Regions from separate parts of the Homo sapiens genome. Here all the other regions are linked to region 1. A link is a contact called in ENCODE Hi-C or POLR2A ChIA-PET data. All regions are on one chromosome and are shown on one strand. Each heading gives the region's core, a stretch centred on a gene start or an enhancer-like site at or near the end of the contact. The rest is flanking DNA. Distances are from core to core; before and after follow the strand shown.

Region 1 (4,271 bases), core at 901-3,400:
GTCTTGAACTCCTGACCTTAAGTGATCCGCCCGCCTCAGCCTTCCAAAGTACATAGAACCAGCTCTTAAGGCCACTGCCTCAGGCCCTCACTCCACAAAACCGTAAGTCCTTGGGACCAGGCCAACAAAGGGTCACAATCCAAGGTGGATATCCTGTGCCCCACTCACTCCAGTTCCCCCAAGTCCACAGACAAACCCTGCTGCTTTCAGCATTCCTCTTCCTCAAAGGCAAACCTTGCTTGCTGGGAGCTCCACCCATCAGTTCATGGGACATCCCTAAAAACTCATTTTCCAAATTAAACCACAGAGTACCTTCTGTCATACATTTTGGAGTTTTGTTTTACCTACCTCCTTCTTTTCCCGTAGTGAAACAAGCAAGGGGTTTAGCCTGAATGCATTCTACATCGTAGCAGAGTTTATGGGGAATCCGACTAGGTTATAGGAAAGACTGAGATCAAAAGACCAAACACTACGTTTCCAAGATTGTTTGTAGGAAATAGTCAAAATTGAGAAGCTGTAGATATGAACAGGACACCCTGTTGAAAGAAAATGAAGTGCTAGGCCAGTACTGACATAAGGTAAGAGATAAAATGAGCCAGTGAGAGAATCCCACGCACCACACCTCATATGATCCAGGAAAGCTTCCTGGATGTGGAGGACTTTGATGTAAAGAGTAACCAAAATTTCCTATGAGGAATCACCCCTTCCCCTCTCTCAGTCCCAAGGTGAAACACATGACTTGGTTCTGAACAATCAAAGCCCTGAATCCACTATCCCCAGTGACTGTTTGGGAGGAAGGGGTTAAGCAGGGTGACTCCTAAGTCTGAATTTGAACCTGTAAGGATAAAGTCGTGAATCTGTTACCCAATGGAGAATGACAATAAGCCAACAACAAGAGTAGAGGCGAGAAATGGAGAGAGGCCCAGTCCACATGAGTCCTGGGTTAAGCTTTATCTGAAGTCTTTTATATATAAAAGACAGTAAATTCCCTTTTCTGAGTAGGCCGATTTAAGTTGGATTTCTACTTCTTTGGAATCAAGAGTCCTGATGATTCAGAGGAAAGAAGGACTTATATAACATGAACAAAGACAGAAAGCTGGGAACTAAGAACCAGAGGGTAGTGGACAGTATCCTCAGCATCTGCCTCTGGGAAGTGCCACCTCTCTGACCATCCCCACAGTCATAAAGGAGAACTCCCCTGTACCTGGGCTTTCTTAAATGACCCTGTTCCTTCCTCAAGGTGGCTAATGCCTGTAATCGCAGCTACTGCGGAGGCTGAGGTGGGAGGATCACTTGACCCCGGGAGTTGGAGGCTGGAATGCAGTAGCCCCATGATGGGGCTACTGCACTCCAGCCTGGGCAACAGAGCAAGAAGAAGACCCTGTCTCTAAAACAAAACCAACCAACCAAACAAACAAAAAGACTCTACTCCCCTGGTCACATCTGAGCTATCACAATTTCTTCCTCAGAAAATTGAAATTGCAACAAACAGTTTAATGTCAGTCAAGGCTAGTCCCCTGAAGGGGAAAAGAGGTAACACCTTGGGAACCATAGCATGGCTGTGTTTACTGCTTGTGGACTGAGCAGAAGAGAAAGCAAGACAGTATCATCACTTTATAGATGAGGAAAACTGATGGTCAGAAAGATTATGTAGCTTGCCTAAGGTTGCACATTTGGTATGATTTTACAGAACTAGAATCCAGCTTTTTGAATTCAAGGGTGGGGCAGGAAACAGCTAGGTCAGTGGCCTAAGAACTCCGGACGGGTGAGATTTGGGGCAGACAGCAGGGGTAGTCACCCTACAAGAGTCACGCCAAGTGCAAGCACTCAGAGACATCTCCCAACACTCAAAACAGCAAAGAAGTTCTGGTGCTTTAAGTGTTCCTCGCTCGGCTCAGAGACTCGGCTTCGAGCCGCGACTCAAGACAGCACCTGGGGGTATTTGTTTTGCCTAAGCCTGCTGCACTTCCACGGCCATTGAATCCCAAAAACTACAATTCCCATTATGCACCGCGAGTTCGCGGACTAAACAGGCATAAACTACAAGCCCCAGAATGCCTTGGGCGAGACGCGAGAGCACGGAGGAGCGGAGGGGCGTGGCCACGTCGACCGCGCGGGACCGTTAAATTTGAAACTTGGCGGCTAGGGGTGTGGGCTTGAGGTGGCCGGTTTGTTAGGGAGTCGTGTACGTGCCTTGGTCGCTTCTGTAGCTCCGAGGGCAGGTTGCGGAAGAAAGCCCAGGCGGTCTGTGGCCCAGAGGAAAGGCCTGCAGCAGGACGAGGACCTGAGCCAGGAATGCAGGATGGCGGCGGTGAAGAAGGAAGGGGGTGCTCTGAGGTAGGTACGGGAGAAAGCTGCTGGGGGCTGGGCCTGAGAGGACACGGCCTGGTAGGTAATAGAAGGCTCCGCTCGGAGCAGTCGAGGGGGAGATCGGCACCGTCAGAACAGACCCCACCGGAGCCTCCTTCCTTTTGGAGTAGAATGCCGGAGGTGGAGGTGAAAACGCAGTGGACTGAGGGCACGTGCGAATCCTGCCGCATCCAGCTTCAAAGCGAAGAAGGCTGCGGGACCCCAGCGGAACAAAGAGTTTGGAAGTTGCAATGTTGTCTGTTTGTAACTCAGCTCAGCCACCTGCTAGTTGTTTGACCTTGGGCAAATCGTTTGTATGGAAAATGCTGATGTTAATGCTGCCTTACGTGGTTCTGGGGGAATTCAAAGTATTTGTTAAGTAACTGCTTCCAAATAAGCGCTCAACAAATGGCAGGTGCTATGCCAATAGCACAGAGATCTGAAAGCCTTTAGCCAATATCATAGAGATCTAAATTATGCCAATAACATAGAGATCTAAAAGCCTTTTTCTGCATGTTTGCGGCTTTTCCTTGTATTAAAAAAACTATATTGCAGTTCTAGGTTGGAAATCTGTATGTGTTTTCACTGTGGTGCCCGCAATACCTAGATAAGTGCTATGTCATGGGCTCTTTCATTCATGTAACAAGTATTTTTTTGGCTAAGCTCTGAGTGCAGCAAATATACAGACACAAAAATCTCAACCCTCATGAAGCTTAAGTTCTGGCATGGGATGAAGGTGGGGGAGTCAGACAATAAAGACAAACTGTTAGGTGGAGATGTGGTCAGTACTAAAAAAAATAATAAAGCAACTGGGTGTAGTGAATATTGGGGGTGGGGATTGGTGCAATTTAACTTGAACACTGGAGTCTCACTGAGGAGATGTCACTTTGGTCAAGACTTGAAGGAATCTCAAAAGCTAGAGGTTCTATATCTGAGGAGAGTACAAAGGCTGAGGGTGAGAGCTAGGGGAGGAAGTTGCACCTGGCATGTCCAAGGCCATTGTCACTGGAGCAGAATTAACTAGAAGAGTAAAAGGATATTATGTAAAAATGGTGAAGATGCAGATTGTAAGGACTTAGCTTTTACTCTAGTTGTAATCAAAAGTCATTGGAAGGTTTTGAGCAAAGGAAAGACATAATCTGACTTGGGTTTAAATGGGGTCACTTTGGCTGTAGTGTTGAATACACTAAAGGCAGCAAAGGATGGAAGCAAGGGACACCAGTTAAGAGGTTATTGAAATAATTCAGCTCAAAAGTGAGTTGAGCCAGGTGGAAAACAGTGGAGATGATGATAAGTGGTTGATTTCTGTATATATTTTGAAGGTAGAACCAGTAGGACTTGCTGACTGACTGAGGGGTATGAGAAGGGCATCAAAGTTGGCACTAAGATTTTTGGCTTGGGTAACTGAAGAATGGGATTGCCATTTATTTGAGAAAGAGGAAGACTGTGGGAGGAGCAGGTCTGGGAGGAAGTGGGGGCAGTCTTAGCTCAATTTGGGATATTTAACTGAGATAGTGTAATTCACTATTTTTAAGAGCAAGAGAAGAAAGTTCAGATGAATTCAACAAACAGGGCATAATAGTGTTATATCTCGTATTAGATCATGGGCATACAAAAATAAATGGCATAGCCCTTACCTTTACAGAGTTCACACAATATAGAGCAGGTCCTGGTATAACATCGTTTCGTTATAATGTTGATGAGAAAAAAAATCAATTCATTGCGGGGCTGCTGTGTATGTGGAGTTTTCATGTTTTCCGCATGTCTGCATGGGTTTCCTTAGGTACTCCAGTTTCCTTCTACATCCCAAAGATGTGCCTGTTAATTGGCGTGTCTAAATGATCCCAGTCTGAATGGGTGTGAATGTGATGCTCCCTGTGATGGAGTGGTGTCCTGTCCAGGGTTGGTTCCTCTCTGAGTTG
Region 2 (4,279 bases), core at 370-2,869, 310 kb after region 1:
AAAAGATTTTTAAAGGTCTAAGGCCTTTTTTTCCTCTCCTGGTTTAAAGGACATACTTACTGGAAAATATGATTTTAATAGAAAATCCTATCACCAGAAATGTATACCTTTAGGATTATTGGAAGCAAGGAGCAGTGTAGACAAGGCAGAACCTTCACGCAAACTTCTGGTGCAGCAAATGGACAGGTGGTAGCCTGCAGATGCACTGGGGCAATCAGATGTGGAGAGCCTGCCCTGGAGAGCTGGAAGGCTGCAAGGCTTTACCGTTCCTTCCCCTGGCTCATCTGTGTGCTTTTCCTGTTGCTGGGATTGTGGGGTCATCAGTGAGCCCTCTAGTATCACCTCATCCCTCAAGTCCCCTCACCCTTCTGAATTCATCTGATCACTGGTAGCTCCATTCTCCCACTGGTATCTTCTATTTTCCATCACCTGCTCTGTACAGTCCGCCCTCGAGTCAGCTGCTTCCTCCCTTCTAGCCATTCCATGATATGCTCCTTTAATCTCTGAAGGGCCGTGATTAGAAATTTAGGTTTTAGACTCAGAACCACCCATACTGAGTCACATCTTCCCTGAGCCTCTGTTACTTCAGCTGTACAAAGGGAATGTCCACACTAGCTCCCTGCCAGGGTGGCTGTAACAACTAAAGGAGATAATGAATATAAAACACTTAGTGGGCGCTGTCCTCAGTACACTTGGGCTCTAATCATATTCCTCTGCTGCTTCAGAGGCTTGCTGGCTCTCTGCAGGCAGCAAGCACATAGCTGGACCAAGTCTGGCTACTGAGCCAGGTTCCCAGTGGGAAATGGTGGTTGCTGACATCCAAAGCACTTCGGGTCTGCTGTCCGCCCAAGTGACCAGCCTGGTGCCATGGAGCACACATCTAGCTCCAGGCAAGGAGACTACGTGCTGTTTCCCTGCTGTTTTGTGCCCCCAGCTCCTCACCCTTCCAAATGTGTGTTGGCCACACCAGCAGCTGATGGACCAATGTGTCAGACCCTCCCCAGAGTGCCCAGTTATCCCACTGCCTCATGAGGAGAAGGCAGAGGAGGGGAGACTCCATTTCCAGACATTTCAGCATTACCCAGTGGACAAGCACTGTAGTCAGTCCCCAGGTATTGCTAAACACAAGGGTCACCATGGAGACTGGTCAGTGTCTGACAGTTCTGCTTCTCCTTCCTGGAGTGGCCACGACCTGCAGGACGGAGGGAGTTAAGGGTGGCAAGGGGGAGCACACCGAGGGCTCCGCTTCCAGCTGGAAAGACCAGCCTCCGGCACGTCTGGACTCGGAGAGAGCGCTGCCCGCCTCCCTGCCTCCAGACCCGTTGCTGGAGGAAGGGCTAGGACAGGCCTGAGTTTGTGGCGAATCCCCCTTGTCCACTTCCCTGAGGACACACGCTGCAGGAGAGCAGCCTCGAGTCTTTTCTGCCTTCGAGGTCTCAGGAGCTTTTGTCCCCAAGCCCAGAGGACAGGGGTGGCCCTGACTCAGGCGCCCTCTTCCGGGTAGGGGTCCGCGTGCGCCCTCCCAAGCCCGCGCCCCGCAGGGGCGCCCGCCCCTCTCCCCGCCCCCGGCGTGGGCCCGCCCCCGCGCCTGTGTCACTGCGAGGCCGGGGGTGGAGAGCGGCCGGGCGGGACATCCGGCCCGGGTCCCTCGCCGCGCCCGCCGCCCGCCGCCCGCTTCGGCGCCGCAGCCCGGGAGCCGGCCACCCCTACACGCGCCAGGGCTGTCCCCTGCCCTCCCCTCCCCAACTACCCCCGGTCCCAGACCCTCCTCCCGCCCCCAGCCCGAGCCCGCCTTCCAGGCCGCCCTCGGATCGGCCGGGCCCGCGCAGGCCCCCACCCCTTGAGCACCATGTTCCCCCGCCCGCTGACCCCGCTGGCGGCCCCAAATGGCGCCGAGCCCCTGGGCCGGGCGCTGAGGCGGGCCCCTCTGGGCAGGGCCCGGGCGGGGCTGGGTGGGCCGCCCCTGCTGCTGCCGTCCATGCTGATGTTTGCGGTGATCGTGGCCTCCAGCGGGCTGCTGCTCATGATCGAGCGGGGCATCCTGGCCGAGATGAAGCCCCTGCCCCTGCACCCGCCCGGCCGCGAGGGCACAGCCTGGCGCGGGAAAGCCCCCAAGCCTGGGGGCCTGTCCCTCAGGGCTGGGGACGCGGACTTGCAAGTGCGGCAGGACGTCCGGAACAGGACCCTGCGGGCGGTGTGCGGACAGCCAGGCATGCCCCGGGACCCCTGGGACTTGCCGGTGGGGCAGCGGCGCACCCTGCTGCGCCACATCCTCGTAAGTGACCGTTACCGCTTCCTCTACTGCTACGTCCCCAAGGTGGCCTGCTCTAACTGGAAGCGGGTGATGAAGGTGCTGGCAGGCGTCCTGGACAGCGTGGACGTCCGCCTCAAGATGGACCACCGCAGTGACCTGGTGTTCCTGGCCGACCTGCGGCCTGAGGAGATTCGCTACCGCCTGCAGCACTACTTTAAGTTCCTGTTTGTGCGGGAGCCCTTGGAACGCCTCCTCTCTGCCTACCGCAACAAGTTTGGCGAGATCCGAGAGTACCAGCAACGCTATGGGGCTGAGATAGTGAGGCGGTACAGGGCTGGAGCGGGGCCCAGCCCTGCAGGCGACGATGTCACATTCCCCGAGTTCCTGAGATACCTGGTGGATGAGGACCCTGAGCGCATGAATGAGCATTGGATGCCCGTGTACCACCTGTGCCAGCCTTGTGCCGTGCACTATGACTTTGTGGGCTCCTATGAGAGGCTGGAGGCTGATGCAAATCAGGTGCTGGAGTGGGTACGGGCACCACCTCACGTCCGATTTCCAGCTCGCCAGGCCTGGTACCGGCCAGCCAGCCCCGAAAGCCTGCATTACCACTTGTGCAGTGCCCCCCGGGCCCTGCTGCAGGATGTGCTGCCTAAGTATATCCTGGACTTCTCCCTCTTTGCCTACCCACTGCCTAATGTCACCAAGGAGGCGTGTCAGCAGTGACCATGGGTGTGGGGCCAGCAGCTGGTGGGGACTGGTTTCAACGCCAGCTTTCTGTGCTTCTGCCTGTCATTCGGAGAAACTCTGGCTCTGGGGCTTGGGGCTTCTCAGGATCCTGGATGGCAGAGACTGCCCTCAGAAGTTCCTTGTCCAGGGTGGGCACCCACAGTGACTCAGAGGACAGGGCTAGGCAGGAGACCTGCTGCTCCTCATTGGGGGGATCTCTTGGGGGGCAGACACCAGTTTGCCAATGAAGCAACACATCTGATCTAAAGACTGGCTCCAGACCCCGGGCTGCCAGGATTATGCAGTCCACTTGGTCTACCTTAATTTAACCTGTGGCCAAACTCAGAGATGGTACCAGCCAGGGGCAAGCATGACCAGAGCCAGGGACCCTGTGGCTCTGATCCCCCATTTATCCACCCCATGTGCCTCAGGACTAGAGTGAGCAATCATACCTTATAAATGACTTTTGTGCCTTTCTGCTCCAGTCTCAAAATTTCCTACACCTGCCAGTTCTTTACATTTTTCCAAGGAAAGGAAAACGGAAGCAGGGTTCTTGCCTGGTAGCTCCAGGACCCAGCTCTGCAGGCACCCAAAGACCCTCTGTGCCCAGCCTCTTCCTTGAGTTCTCGGAACCTCCTCCCTAATTCTCCCTTCCTTCCCCACAAGGCCTTTGAGGTTGTGACTGTGGCTGGTATATCTGGCTGCCATTTTTCTGATGCATTTATTTAAAATTTGTACTTTTTGATAGAACCCTTGTAAGGGCTTTGTTTTCCTAATAGCTGACTTTTTAATAAAGCAGTTTTATATATAAGGCGAGCATTTCTGTGATTTCCCTTGGAGCTCCTGTGGGCCCAGCAGATCTCCTCGATGTCTGTCTTCCCATGTCAGGGGAGGCAGCCTGTAGATAGAGAAAGTAAGGTATAACTTGGTTGGGCTGGTCCAATGGGCCGTTGCCATTCCATGGAGACTTTGGGGGCTTTCTAATAGGCTATACCAGATCACAGACTCAGATCCTGGGATGTCACCAAAGGGCAAGCCCAGTTAGGAATGGCCTCACGTCCAGAGCATACCTACATGTATTATTCCCTAAAAAAGTAGGTGGGTAGGAGATACGGGATCCTCCTCTTATTCAATAAGAGTTGAATGAGAAGTTCCCCCAGAGCATTTTCTTTCTTTCTTTTTTTTTTTTTTTTTTTTGAGATGAAGTCTCGATCTGTCACCCAGGCTGCAGTGCAGTAGCACCATCTTGGCTCACTGCAACCTCTACCTCCTGGGTTCTAGCGATTGCCTCAGCCT
Region 3 (4,570 bases), core at 1,770-4,269, 430 kb after region 1:
GGCAGGAGAACTGCTTGAACCTGGGAGGTGAAGGTTGCGGTGAGCGGAGATAGTGCCACTGCACTCCAGCCTGGGCGACAGAGCGAGACCCTGTCTCAAAAAAAAAAAAAAAAAAGTCTACCCATGCTCTGCACAGACGTTGATAGACCTATAGTTATCACTGCAAGAAGCTGGCAAACCTCAGGAAAATGATGCAGCCCTGGCGTCTCTAGAGAAGTTGCAGCACTAATGGGCAATGTAAATAAAAATGTATTTACAAATGCATTCCCAGCACTTCCCTGGCAAGTGCTGGGAAAAGCCTAGCAGGCCACAGAAGCGTCTAGGAGGGTTACAAAGGTCCAGAAGCAAGAGAGAGCGCACGGGCTAGTTGAAATGGAAGAGGGAGCTGCAGGTTGCAGGGCTTGTTGATGGGGGTGACCTCTAAGCTCAGATCCGAAGGAGAAGCAGGAGCCGCCCAGGCAGTGACATGATGGGAAAGAAGAGGGTGGGGTCAGGGGTATGTTGCAGGGAGAGGAGCAGGGACGGTATCTACAAACGTGTTGTGGAAAGAGAAAAAATCCTAGTTCAAGGAAAGGTAGATCTGTGTCTCCAGGGAGATTTAGAAAGGTCTCTCTCAGGGGCTCTTAACCTTTTTTTTGTGACACAGACCCTTTTGGCAGTCTGGGGAAGTCTAAGGATCTCATCTCAGAATTTTTTTTAAATTTTGATTAAATTTTTAAATTTTTTTGTAGAGACAGGGGCCTCACTATGTTGCCCAGACTGTCTTTGAACTCCCGGACTCAAGGGCTGCTCCTGAGATTTCAGGCATGAGCCACCATGCCTGGCCAGAATGTTGTTTTTAAATGTATAAAATTAAATATGTTAGAATACAAAGGCAACCAATTTTGTTGGAATAGTTGCCAAAATATTCTCAAAGTTTGTGATGTAATAATATAATAATGCATGCACTTTTTTTTTTTTTTTTGAAATGGAGTCTTGCTCTGTCGCCCAGGCTGGAATGCAGTGGCATGATTTTGGCTCACTGCAACCTTCACCTCCCGGGTTCAAGCAGTTCTCCTGCCTCGGCCTCCCCGGTAGCTGGGACTACAGGCACGTGCCACCACGCCCGGGTAATTTTTGTATTTTTAGTACAGATGGGGTTTCACCATGTTGGCCAGGCTGGTCTTGAACTCCTGACCTCAAATGATCCACCCACCTCAGCCTTCCAAAGAGCTGGGATTACAGGTGTGAGCCACCGCGCCCAGCTTAATGCATGCACTTCTTTATGAATGCATAACATTACAAGACATAATAGCAGGTCTAAAAATTACCACAATTTTGAAGTAGCAATGAGCGTAAAGCAATAACAGTAATCTGATATAAAAATATCTGTGATTTCTATTGGTGACAAAATAATGGATAAGGTTAATATTACTGTAGTTAGTTGCTTACCGTTATTGAAGGATGTGCTTTCAATTAGGGAGTGTGGAAATAAGGATGAAATCTTTTTCTGAACCAAATAACCCACTGAATTCTATCCATGGACCCCTTGGAAATGCGTGGAACCCAGCAGAAACCCTTCCTAGCAGCAGGGTAGAGAATGCATTGGAGAGCAAGGCTAAGGAAGGGTGACTCAATGTCCTGAGCCCAAGGAGGTATCAACATTCCCAACGGATTTGGATCTGTAACAGAAAGAAGCCACTGGAGCCAGCAGAGAATGGGGCCACTGCTTTCCATACTCAGTGCCCAAACCTTGCTGAAGCACCTGCCAGAGGCCGTGTTGTGGAGCATGGTGCAATGCAGACAGCCTTGTGGAGGAGACAATCTGTAAACCATGACTGCAAAAGATTGATAAATACTGATTATTAATCTACAGCACAGTGTAGGATTGATAAATACTAATTATTAATCTACAGCACAGATTAGAAGGGTGATTAAGCCAGCGTCTAGTAGATTTGGGTTACACTCTCCTTTCTTCAATTTAGAAGCTGTATAACCTCGGGCAAGCTAATCTTTCAGTCTCCTCATCTGTAAAATGGAGTAATAAAAATATTTGTCATGATCAAGGGTTATAGTGATGTAATTCATGTAAAACATGTGGTGCCTGTAGATAATAAATACCGGATAAAGTGTCTCATGGTAGCTTTTGAAGTGAAACCTGGTATCTCATAATCAGGACAGGTGTTAAAAACCCCAGAGTAACAGTCTACAATAATTGAAACTCCTCAGTTAGGAGCTGTGTTAAAGTTGGAACAGAGCAGCATTGGAACATATGGGATGGTAATAATTGTGGAATTCTATTCACTGTTGTTAACTCCATATAAAAAGAAATTAAATCCAGCATGATTTCTGATTCCTGGAAAGTCTCTTTCCCTCCCTTTTCTTTATCTGTGATGTCAGAACGTTCCAAATACTGTATTTCAACATTTCAGGCCTGAAACTGATGGTGCCAGATTAATTGAGTAATAAATAATAAGTATTCAAGTTTTTCCGCTCTGCAAATTTACTTTGGTTATTAAAAAATTTATTCTGCTCTGCAAATTTACTTTGGTTATTAAAAAATTTATTCTGCTCTGCAAATTTACTTTGGTTACAAGCAAAAGTAAGCCACCACATCGACGAGGATGGGATTCGAACCCACGCGTGCAGAGCACAATGGATTAGCAGTCCATCGCCTTAACCACTCGGCCACCTCGTCCCGGTAAGTTACTGTTTCCTGATTGCTATAGGGAGTAATATCAAGGGGCTGTGACGCAATGTTATGGAAGCCGCCATTTTGTACGGAAGCCAAAGTCCAATCACTTCCATAGCAAGCAATCGAAAGAAGATGGCCGCTCCCACGATTGTGGGGGAGGTCTCCACTGGGGAGGGGCAGAGGAAATTCGGTCGAAAAAGAGATAAAGCTGAAGGAAATAAAATTGGCACGGAGTCTGGGAAAGTAGTTTCCCTAAAGGAGTCTTAGAAATAGGGTTGGTCTGGAACCTAAGGGGCGGAGCCGACGCGTAGAGCCGCTTTGCGCGTGCGCATCACCTAGGCGGTTAGATTTGAATACTTCACTGAGGCGAGCCGGGCGTTGTGAGCGGACTGCTAGAGGCGGCTGTCTGTTTCCGCTCTAAGGAAACTCAGAGCGTGTGGACCCCAAACAAGTCTGCGCAAAATTTGTCGAGGAGGTTTGCCGCGGCAGGTAAAGAGAATGACTCTTTCGTTCTGGGCTTCAGGGAAGGCTTCGGGTTTTGTCTGGGCGCCCTGAAGTTCCTGCGGTGGGAGGTAGGGTACGCTCCCTCAGCCTGGCGGCCTCCGTTAGCGCCGGGCCGAGTAGACGCCCCTGCCCCGGGCCGGGCACACTGTGCCCTTTTTCCCCTCCTCGGCCTGTACGTTGTGCCGCCTCCCGCTTCCCTAACACTTCTCCGCCTGCACCTCGGCCCCTCCGGCCACCCGGCTCGGGTTGCTTGTCCGTCGCTCTCTTGGCGTCCTCTTCCGCCCCGCCCTGCCGTCCTCTGTCAGGGCTCGCGGACTCTTCTTGCACCCCTGCCGCTCTTCCCTAGGGACCTCTCGGCTGTTTGTATTTCTCACTTAAGCTTTTTTTGGCTCTAAATGAAGTGACAGCAATGAGTGATTTTAAAATTCTCAGCTCTTCGTGGTTTAAGGTGTCTGCTCGGAGTGCTGGCCGCACGTAACAGATTTTTCGTTTTCTGCAAGTATAATAACCTTAACAAATGAAGTCAATATTAGTACTGCGCAAATTAGTTTTTAAAAATCCTCTTCTGTTCATTATTCCTCAGGATTTAAGCCCTTATTCTTCACGTTTATTTAAATACTCAAGTTTGAGGGAGGAAAAAGTATTGCCGATTGGAATTTTACAGATAGGTTTAATAGGCATTAACAGATAAAGGATGTGGATGAAGACCAAAGCAGAAGCTTATTCCAGTCTAGATATTAAAATTGATGTTTTCACTTCCGTCGAATCCTGTAGATATTTATTGGGTTCCTTATCCTGTGATAGGGCCGGGGACAGATGATTCCCAAACCTAGAGGGGTTTACAAAGGGAAATAACTAATATACACAAATAACTAGAATACAAGACAGAATGTAAAAGATTATAGGACATTCTAAAGTGGTGTGGGAGCACGGAAAAGGGAGAGCTTATTTGATGCTTTTGGTGATGGATTTGTGGAGAAGACCGCATTTGAGGTGGACGTTGGTTGGAGAGATGATTTACAGATGGGAGTTAATATGTGGTAAAATTTTGGTAATTAAAGGTTAGGGTCAAAGCAGTATAATTCTTGACTTTGCGAATGGCTGGAAATCTTTACAAGATGATAAATACATGTAAATTGAATTAAAATGTTTGGAATGGTAGTATTAATGATGTGTTCGATGTTAAATAATAGACTGTAAAAGATACTGACTCTAGATATTGCCAGTAAAGCAGTGCTGTCCAACAGGGCTTCCTGTGAAAATGGTAATGTTTTATATGTGCACTCCAACATACTACCCATTAGCGACATGGGACTATGGAGCACTTGAAATGTCATTATTGTGACCAAAGAACTGATTATTAAATTTTATTTTATTTTCATTAATTTAAAT

What was found. A loop is a pair of places that touch in the nucleus more often than their neighbours do. ChIA-PET counts read pairs that join two places held with the same protein, here RNA polymerase II (POLR2A). Pooled maps may share reads with other maps.
Region 2: a loop to region 1 is called in a pooled map, with 2.7 times the contacts of the local background. The contact joins the promoter of CHST14 here to the promoter of BUB1B in region 1. A Hi-C loop is called at or near these places in 5 of 50 pooled maps. POLR2A ChIA-PET finds 5 or more read pairs at or near these places in 2 of 52 experiments (OCI-LY7 and Panc1).
Region 3: a pooled map shows a loop between it and region 1 (7-fold over the local background). The contact joins the promoter of KNL1 here to the promoter of BUB1B in region 1. A Hi-C loop is called at or near these places in 4 of 50 pooled maps. POLR2A ChIA-PET finds 5 or more read pairs at or near these places in 2 of 52 experiments (GM12878 and OCI-LY7).

What each region holds. Positions count from the first base shown.
Region 1 is chr15:40,158,919-40,163,189 of GRCh38, forward strand. BUB1B (BUB1 mitotic checkpoint serine/threonine kinase B) reads left to right here and starts at 2,151. Exons shown (of 23, transcript NM_001211.6): 1 at 2,151-2,337. The coding sequence starts at 2,303. RefSeq lists enhancers at 2,285-2,384, 2,405-2,534, 2,542-3,306.
Region 2 is chr15:40,469,365-40,473,643 of GRCh38, forward strand. CHST14 (carbohydrate sulfotransferase 14) reads left to right here and starts at 1,620. Exons shown (of 1, transcript NM_130468.4): 1 at 1,620-3,794. The coding sequence starts at 1,850. The coding sequence ends at 2,980. RefSeq lists enhancers at 1,092-1,201, 2,484-3,387 and silencers at 1,492-1,731, 1,782-2,031.
Region 3 is chr15:40,591,230-40,595,799 of GRCh38, forward strand. It overlaps KNL1 (kinetochore scaffold 1), which reads left to right and starts at 3,020. Exons shown (of 26, transcript NM_144508.5): 1 at 3,020-3,163. It overlaps TRS-GCT4-2 (tRNA-Ser (anticodon GCT) 4-2), which reads right to left and starts at 2,677; the gene lies at 2,596-2,677. RefSeq lists a silencer at 2,570-2,619 and enhancers at 2,740-2,959, 3,180-3,499.